2 separate regions of the Homo sapiens genome follow, and region 2 is linked to region 1. A link is an interaction called in ENCODE POLR2A ChIA-PET data of the cell type or tissue named here. Cell type or tissue: Panc1. All regions are shown on one strand. Each heading gives the region's core, and the rest is flanking DNA. Links, peaks and the distances in the headings are about the cores only. Region 1 overlaps HMGB3 (high mobility group box 3). Region 2 overlaps CD99L2 (CD99 molecule like 2).

The links. Peaks named below come from ENCODE experiments on the same cell type or tissue, not always from the same donor. Only the 100,000 strongest peaks of a DNase experiment are listed, where the experiment ranks them.
Region 2: POLR2A ChIA-PET joins it to region 1 with 8 read pairs; 3 of 35 experiments call an interaction of 5 or more read pairs at or near these places.

The regions. Positions count from the first base shown.
Region 1 is chrX:150,989,299-150,993,694 of GRCh38, forward strand. HMGB3 (high mobility group box 3) reads left to right here. Exons shown (of 5, transcript NM_005342.4): 5 at 1-1,473. It also overlaps the pseudogene RPL19P21. Among named protein-coding and RNA genes, the nearest start is that of HMGB3, 8.2 kb to the left of the region's middle. In Panc1, for the core only: no CTCF peak of the experiment used is centred there; no DNase peak of the experiment used is centred there.
Region 2 is chrX:150,846,457-150,850,852 of GRCh38, forward strand. The region is part of intron 1 of CD99L2 (CD99 molecule like 2); the gene reads right to left. Among named protein-coding and RNA genes, the nearest start is that of CD99L2, 50 kb to the right of the region's middle. In Panc1, for the core only: no CTCF peak of the experiment used is centred there; a DNase peak (open chromatin) is centred at 2,685; H3K27ac peaks cover 3,696 bases.

The DNA of each region.
Region 1 (4,396 bases), core at 164-4,163:
GGGGACGGTATCCTTTTTTTGCTCCTACTTGGAAACACCAAACACCCCAAGGAAGATGATAGGCTCCATCTTGGGCCACCTGAGCTATAGGGCAGGCTAATGGAATCAACCATTTCTGAGCACTAAATGTATCATGAAAAGTTGAATGGCCTGCTCATAAGTTTAGCTCATTCACTGGAAATGTAGATTGATGTTCAATGTTAAACTGGAAGGAGCTTGGTTTGTGTGTCAGTGGTTATATTAGTGGGTAGTGTAACATTTTATCCAGGTTGGGGTGAGGGGAGATGGCCACAGTAGCAAGTGGTGACACTAAATACCATTTTGAAGGCTGATGTGTATATACATCATTACTGTCCGTAGCAATGAAGGATACAGTACTGTGTTGTGGGTGAGTGTTGCTATTGCCCAGCATTAATATTTGGGTGTGTATGTTTGAGGCTATGAAACACGCAGGAGTGTTTTTGTGCTATTAATTTTAAGAGAAAGCAGCTTTTTCTTAAAATTCACTGTTGAGAAACTTGCATGTCTGGAGGCGGTGTCCTCTCCGCCCTGTCGGGTCCTGGATGAGTACGAGTTATGGTCACGGTCACAGCCTGATCTCTTATGTGTTCATAGCCATTCGCTCTCCCATCAGAACTGTTTGTCCTGAATGTGTTCCTCTAGTTCTAGAAAATGACCACTAATTTAAAAAACTCGGTTGTGAGGTTTGCCCAGAGGCACTTGTTCCAGAATTTCCCCTCCTGCTTCAGCCATGTCCTTGTCACTTGGCATTCTAAGCTAAAGCTTTAGCTTCCCAATTCGTGATGTGCTAGGCCAAGATTCGGGAGCTGTTGCCAGCCTCGTCAAATATGGAAGAGAAACAACCTGCGGTCAAAAGGGAGTGATTTGTTAAGTGGTGCGCGTCTATCTCATAACTAGATGTACCAACCAGGGAAGGGCCAAGGATGGAAAGGGGTAACTTTTGTGCTTCCAAAGTAGCTAAGCAGAAGTGGGGGAGCAGTTTAGCCAGATGATCTTTGATTAGGCAAACATTGAGTTTTAAAGAGGCTGTCAAGTTGAGGCCACTTGGTCCATTAGCTGGGGCAGCAAGATCACTACTCAACGTTTTCACACTGTGGCAAGATTGCTCTTCTAGTGGAATAATGCCCTAGTTTCTCTGAGATGATGTAAGTGGCATGATGTTACCTAAGGCTTAGGCTTAGCTTGATTTCTGGGCCCACTGTCTGTGTTCTTAAGATGCCAACCTGTTGCTTTTTTTTTTTTTTTCCCCCATTTAAAAGGATAGTACCTACTCCCTCTAACCACCTCACCCCATTCTTGAATGACATTTTATCCTTCGGAAAGAACAAGGCTGTGATGTAGTGACTATTGTCTGTGTCTCCTGTGTGTGTCTGTTCTTGTCACAAATGTATTTGGGGACGTTGGATGCATTCATTTTCTGTAATAAAGTTTCTTAATCACTCTTCCCAAAAAGTAATCAGTGGGCTGTCTGCGATCTGTCTGAGATACTGAACCTCTGTACTTTTGGTTGATTATCATCAAGGTTTTAGAAGTGCAAACTTTGTGGTAACCATAGATCTGAACTACTAACATTTAGTGGAATGATACCATCAAAATGACTTAAGTGTTAAGGACTCCAAAGCCCCAAGATCAACCTCCTGGCCCGAGGCATAAGGGGGAGTTGGCTCTGAAGCCCTGGACCAGGATAAATAGGCAATTTGCAGGATGCTAACGAGCTACTATTTGATAAAGTGGTTGGGTACTTGTAATCAGCCAGCCCTGCCCACAGGGCTCCTCGAGGCCAAGGGTCTGGGCTTAGTTGGCTGACTCAGCCATGCCCAACAAGGAGTTCTGGAGGAGAGCCACAGGGACCGCTTGCTGTTCTTGGCTCCCAGCTCAGTTTTCTGTGGAGCCCAAGGCTACCTGGTAAGGAAAGGCCATTGAGCCAGCTTGGCGGCCCCAAGCTTCCCTTACTGCTTCAACCAGAGCAGCCTCCCACCCTGTTTTATATGTTGGGCATCCTACGATTTCAGCTTTCAAAAGAAGCTGGGATACCATATCAATAAAAGGAAAAAGACACACATGATCATCTCAATAGACACAAAAACCTTGACAAACACTTTCATGATAAAAACAAGGGTAGAAGGGAACTTCCTCAACCTGATATAGGACGTTTAGGAAAACCCATGGGTTTATTCATGATTGTACTAGAAGTTCTAGCCAGGGCAATTAGGCAAAAGAAAAAGAAAACATCCAGACTGAAATTGAGAAGACAAAGCTATGTCTATTTGTAGATGATATGACCTTGTATACAGATAACCGTAAGGAATCTCCAAATAAAACTGCTAGAAAAATGAATTGATCATCTGCAGTATACAAGATTAACATACAAAAACTAGTATTTCTATATACCAGCCATGAACAATCTGAAACTAAGAAAACATTCTCTTAAATATCTACAATAACATCAAAAAGAATAAAATATTTAGGAATGAACAATATAAGTGCAAAACTTACATGGGGAAAAGTACAAAACATTAAAGACCTAAGGAAATAGACATTCCACGTTCATGAATGGGAAGGTTTAATATTGTTAAGATGGCAATACTCCTGAAATTGATCTAGAACGCAATCTCTATTAGAATCCCAGCTGGCTTCCTCTAGTAGAAATCAGGCTGATTCTAAATGTCATATAGAAATTCAAGAGATGCAGGAGATACCCAGATCAATCTTGAAAACAGTTGGAGGATTCACATTTCTTGATTTCAAAACTACTTTATTAAAACTTTTTTTTTTTTTTTGAGACAGAGTCTTGCTCTGTTGTCCAGGCTATTGTGCAGTGGCACAATCACAGCTCATTGCAGCTTCAACCTCCCAGGCTCAAGGCATCCTTCCACCTCATCCTCCCAGGTAACTGGGACTACAAGTAGCACCACCGCACCTGGCTAATTTAATTTCTTTTAGAGGCAGGGTCTCACTGTGTTGCCCAGGCTGGTCACAAACTCCTGGACTCGATCCTCCTGCCTCGACCTCCCAAAGTGTAGGGATTACAGCACACCTGTAAGCCACTGCACCTGGCCTGATTTGAAAACTTACAACAAAGCCAGGTGCAGTGGCTCATGCCCGTAATCCCAGCACTTTGGGAGGCCGAGGCAGGTGGGTCACTTAAGGTCAAGTGTTCAAGACCAGCCTGGCCAACATGATGAAACCCCATCTCTACTAAAAATACAAAAAAAAAAAAAAAATTCCAGGCATGGTGGTGCATGCCTGTAGTTTCAGCTACTCTGGCCGGAGGTTGAGGCAGGAGAATCGCTTGAACCCAGGAGGCGGAGGTTGCAGTGAGCCAAGACTGTGGCCACTGCACTCTAACCTGGGCAACAGAGTGACTGAGACTCCGTCTCAAAAAAACAAAAACAAACAAAAAACCCAAAAACTTAAAGCTACAATAATCAAGACGGTGTAGTACCAGCATAAGGACAGACATATAGGCCAATACAATTGTGAGTCCAGAAATGAACCCAGACATTTGTGGCCAACTGATTTTTCAATGGGGATAAAAATAACATTCAATGGGGGAAATAATTTTCAACAAATGATGTTGGGACAACTGGATATCCATGTGCAAAGGAATGAATTTTGACCCTTCCCTCACAGCACATTCAAAAATCAATTCAAAATAGATGAAAGACCCAAATGTAAGAGCTACAACTATAAAATTCTTAGTAGGAAACATAAGTGTGAATTTCATGACCTTGGATTTGGCAATAGTTTCTTAGGACACCAAAAGCATGTGCAACTAAAGAAAACAATAGATAAGTTGAACTTCATTAAAATTAAAACAAACAAAACATTTGTGCTTCAAACAGTACCACCAGGAAAGTGAAAAGACAACCTACAGAATGGGGGAAAATATTTGCACAACGTATATCCTATAGGGATCTAGTATTCAAAATATATAAAGGACTATTACAACTCAGCAATAAAAAGACAACCCAATTTAAAAAATGAGCAAAAGATCTTAACAGACATTTCTCCAAAGAAGATGTATAAATGGCCAATAAACACATGAAAAATCCTCAGCATCATTAGTCATCAAGAAATTTAAATCAAGACTATAATAGGATACTACTTAACACCCACTAGGATGGTTATAATAATGATAAAAAAGGGAGCTCTTTCCTTTCGCTGCTGCGACTACAGCCATGAGTATGCTCAGGCTTCAGAAGAGGCTCGCCTCTAGTGTCCTTCGCTGTGGCAAGAAGAAGGTGTGGTTGGACCCCAATAAGACCAATGAAATCGCCAATGCCAATTCCCATCAGCAGATCTGGAAGCTGATCAAAGATGGGCTGATCATCCGCAAGCCTGTGACGGTCCATTCCCGGGCTCGATGCCAGAA
Region 2 (4,396 bases), core at 274-4,273, 140 kb before region 1:
CTCATCTATAAAATGGAGATAACAAGAGACCCTACTGCAGTGAGTTAATGTGAGGATTAAATAATCATTATATATAAAGCATTTAGCACAATATGTGACATAGGAATCCCTCAAATGTTAGCTAATATTATTATTAAATTTGGTATTAAGTAGAATCCACTAGTAAGTAGAAGGCCTTCAATAAATATGCATGAGTAAATGGCTTATAAGAGAATCATTAAAATGTTCAAAAGCTTAATGGATGAAGAGAGAAAAAAGCCACACTCTAATCTAAACTCACCCAGTGCTTGATAAGCCTTTAGATTCTACTGATACGACATAAGTTTGGGAAACTGAGGCACAAGAATGTAAGTGATTTGGACAAGGCCACCCCAAATCAGTCTGTTGACTAATAACAAATGCACATGGTATTTCCTTCCCCTGAAGGCAGCATAAACACCAATGGATCCTGTGTACTTTCTTAAGTCAGGTAAGAATCTATGTCTAGTTGGTGTTGCATGTATGAACATTTCCAAATCAGAGCCAGGCAGAGTGGAACAGGACCTCAGAAATCATCAAGATTTTCAGCCTTGCCATCTGGCCAGGCCAATGCAGAGGGAGAAAGGCGCTGAGCACGAGGCACCTCCTACCCTGTATCCCCAACCCAGACCTTTGTCCTCAATTCCAATCCTGCAGGTCCTGCTACCCAGGGGAGATTTCCATAGCACCTCCAAGGAAGCATGTCCTGAATTGGACTCTGTCTTCCCTTGTGCTAGTAATCCTGGTCCAGCTATCCTTGTGCTAGTAATACCCAGTCTTAACTACTGTTGTGTTGTAGTAAGTTTTGAAATGGGGAAGTGTGAGTCTACCAACTTTGTGCCTGTTTTTCAAGCTTGTTTGGCTATTTTGGGTCCCTTGGATTTCTGTATGAATTTTAGGATCAGCTTGTCAATTTCTGCAAAAAGACAGCTGGGATTCTGATAGGGATTGTGTTGAATCTGTAGTTCAATTTGGGAAGTATCATTCCATCTATTTTTAAACATGCTCAAATCTCTCCCATTTTAACTAGAAAACCCTCTTTTGACTGTACATCCCCATCTTGATACTGCTTTCTCTCCCACCCCTTCATAACCAAACTCATAAAATGACTATCTATCCTTGCTGTATCTGCTTGCTCCCTCTCAAATCACTCCTCAGTATCTCACAGCCAGCTCCCACTCAGAATCCACAAAACTAAATGCCAAGCCCTGGCTCTCCAACCTAGACCCTTTTCCTGAGTTCCCTGTTTGTTTCACTGAATGGCACAGCCACCCACTGCATTGTCCAAGCCAGAAAGCTGTACACTGTCCCGACATCTTCTCCTTCATTCTCCATAGCCACCCTGTCACCAAGAACTGTCAATTCCACCCCCAGCACATGCACAAAGCCCACCACTTTTCCACTGCCACTACCAAGCCAGGCAGCGATCATCTTTCCCCTGGACAGCCACAAGCACCATCCTCCTGCTCCTTCCAGGTCTATGCTCCATCCAATCCATTCTCCACACAGCAGGCAGGGAGTCCTCCTTTTTCCTTTTTAAACAAACTTCAAGGCACATCACTTCCCTGCTCAAAACTCCCAAAGGCCTCCTCACTACACTGAATATAAGCTCCATATGCCTAACTATGGCCTGCAGGCCCCCCCCCCCTTGTACTATACCTCTCACAGTATTACATAAATTATATTATTTGTTTTCAAATAATGTGTGTCCACTGTGAAAATCTTAGAAAATGCAGAAAAGAAGAAATAAAATAACGGCAAGTGGTTAACAATATGGGTGAACCTTGAAAACATTATGCTAAGTGTAATAAGTCAATCACAAGAAGGCAAATACTATATTCCCATTTTATGAGGTCCCTAGAGTAGTCAAATTCACAGAGATAGATGGTAGAATGATGACTGCCAGGGGCTGGGGAGAGTGGGAGATGGGAAATTGCTTAATGATTAGAGGTTCAGTTTTGCAAGATAAAAAAGTTATGGAGATTGGTTGTACAACAATGTGAACACCCTTAACACCACTAACAATACACTTAGAAATCATCTAAGATGGTAAGTATTATGTGGGTTCTTTTTCCACAATTTAAAAAAAAAAAAAAAAACAGCAAGTGATGCTTTTTAAAAATCAAAATTCAGAAAGACAAAGCCAATTATCTCAAGGCATGTTAACTTTGGACAGAATCTGAAATATCATCTAATTGACCATCCCTAAAATGCAGCAAAGTAATCTCCAGTGTATAATAGAGGTTCTCAGCCAGGGAGGATGAGCTGACCAACCTCAGAAACCTCCTCCCCCTCAGAATTCACTGGGCTGGGGACCCAGGCATGTGCTTTGGAAGTACATTCATTCGTTGGAAGAGTCACGTTTTTGGAAAGTTTTTTGTGTTGACCCCAAAACTGGCCAGTAGATTACCCTGGCACTACAAAGAATAAGTTTGTCCCCTGCTGTCGTATGCTCCTTTAGACATGTGGATCCCGTGCTAAGGGTCACTGGCTACCCGCACCAGGAGATCCTGTCTCCCCACCACAACCTCCACTTCAACCACTTCCTCCCTTTGACTTGTGCAACTTTTCTCCATGAACTTGTCCATGTGCGTCATACTGCCGGGAAACAGCTTGCTCAAATTCCCTTCCCAAATATACCTAATGGCAGACTGTGGCCTCTATCAACAATCACACTCAAATTCAACACCTGTGTACACAGTTAGGCGATGAAGCCCCAACAGCCGTTGGCACTTCTGTGGTGCTTTGTAAACACTGACTAAGCAATCTGGTGAGCAGCGTCAAAAACAGAATGAGGCCAGGCACGGTGGCTCATGACTGTAATCTCAGCACATTGGGAGGCCAAGGCAGGATGATTGCTTGAGCCCAGGAGTTTGAGACCAGCCTGAGCAACATAGTGAGACCCTGTCCCTATAAAATTTTTAAAAAATTAAAAATTAGCTGGGTATGGTAGTACATGCCTGTAGTCCCAGCTACTTGGGAGGCTGAGGCAGGAGGATTACTTGAGCCAGCCAGGGTGACAGGGTGAGACTCCATCTCTACAAAAAGTTTTTTAAAATTAGCCAAGTGTGGTGGCATACACCTGTAGTCCCAGCTACTCAGCAGGCTGAGGTGGGAGGATTGCTTGAGCCCAGGAGGTTGAGGCTGCAGTGAGCCATGACCGCACCACTGCGCTCCAGCCTGGGAGACAGAGGTAGACTCTGTCTCAAATTGAAACTATACAAAACAAAACACAGAATGAGCTAGCCCTTGTATATCAGTACATCCTGCTCCATAACCTTCTGAAGCCAGCTTGTCATGGAAGCAGGCAATCAGTCTGGCTCATTCCACACCACAAATCTTCCAAGTGAGTAAGAACCCACTGATTCCTGCATCTGTAGAAAATGGGAGATAGGATGTATGACAACTTCAAGGAACATTACTAGGCCCACATCTGCTTGATCTGGCCAACTAAATCCCTAAGCCAGTTCTATATAATATAAATTAAATAAGCATTTAATACTACGCAAAATAAAATTACAGCTATTCAGCTGACCTTTCCCCTTTTCCACTCTGTATTTGTGCCTGTTTACAAGCCCAGTGGGGAAGGTATGCCAAGAATAGAGATGTTCTGAGGACACAACAAGCCAATTAAAACAACAAAACAAAACAAAAAACTAGAAATGACAAATATCCTGCAAGTCTAGATTGTTGAACATGCCTGATCAGGTTGGAGAGGGAAGCAGGAGGAGCCCAAAGAAAGTCTCCTGTATGTCCTAAAGTGGAATCTAGCTTGCCTACTTTCTAAGCCACATTCCAGCCCACATGTGTCCCTTAAGACATGAACCAAGCCAGGCTTGGCAGCAGGCACCTCACCATTAAGGCCAGCTCAGCAGTGGCCATGCTCACCACTCAGAGCCCAGCAACTTAGTAGACCACGTTTATCCCCCAGTTTCACAGAACACATGCCCCTGACAGGGATCCCAAATTTCCCATCCCTACCTAGAACATGTAGGCACCAGCGGACGTGCACATAGAAACAAATATTACACCAGAGGGCTACCCATGTTGCAACAAAGTGATTCTCACAGAGATAAATGTTGCAACAAAGTGATAGAAACACAGTACAACAAAGTGATACTCCATAGAAACAAATGTTGCAACAAAGGATGATCTTATTTGTGTGAAGGACTAATATTTCCTATTCCATTTTATCTCATTCAATATGCTAGTTGCAACTCAACTACTTGCACAGGCCACTGATGGGTTGAGCCCCAGGTGCAACAACATTGTACAGATGCTGCCTAAGAAGTGAGGTGTTTCTTGTATCACAGCCAATCCAGGACTGAAGAAACTCTCTAACCAGGAGTACTTTTTTTTCTTTCTTTTTTTTTTGTTT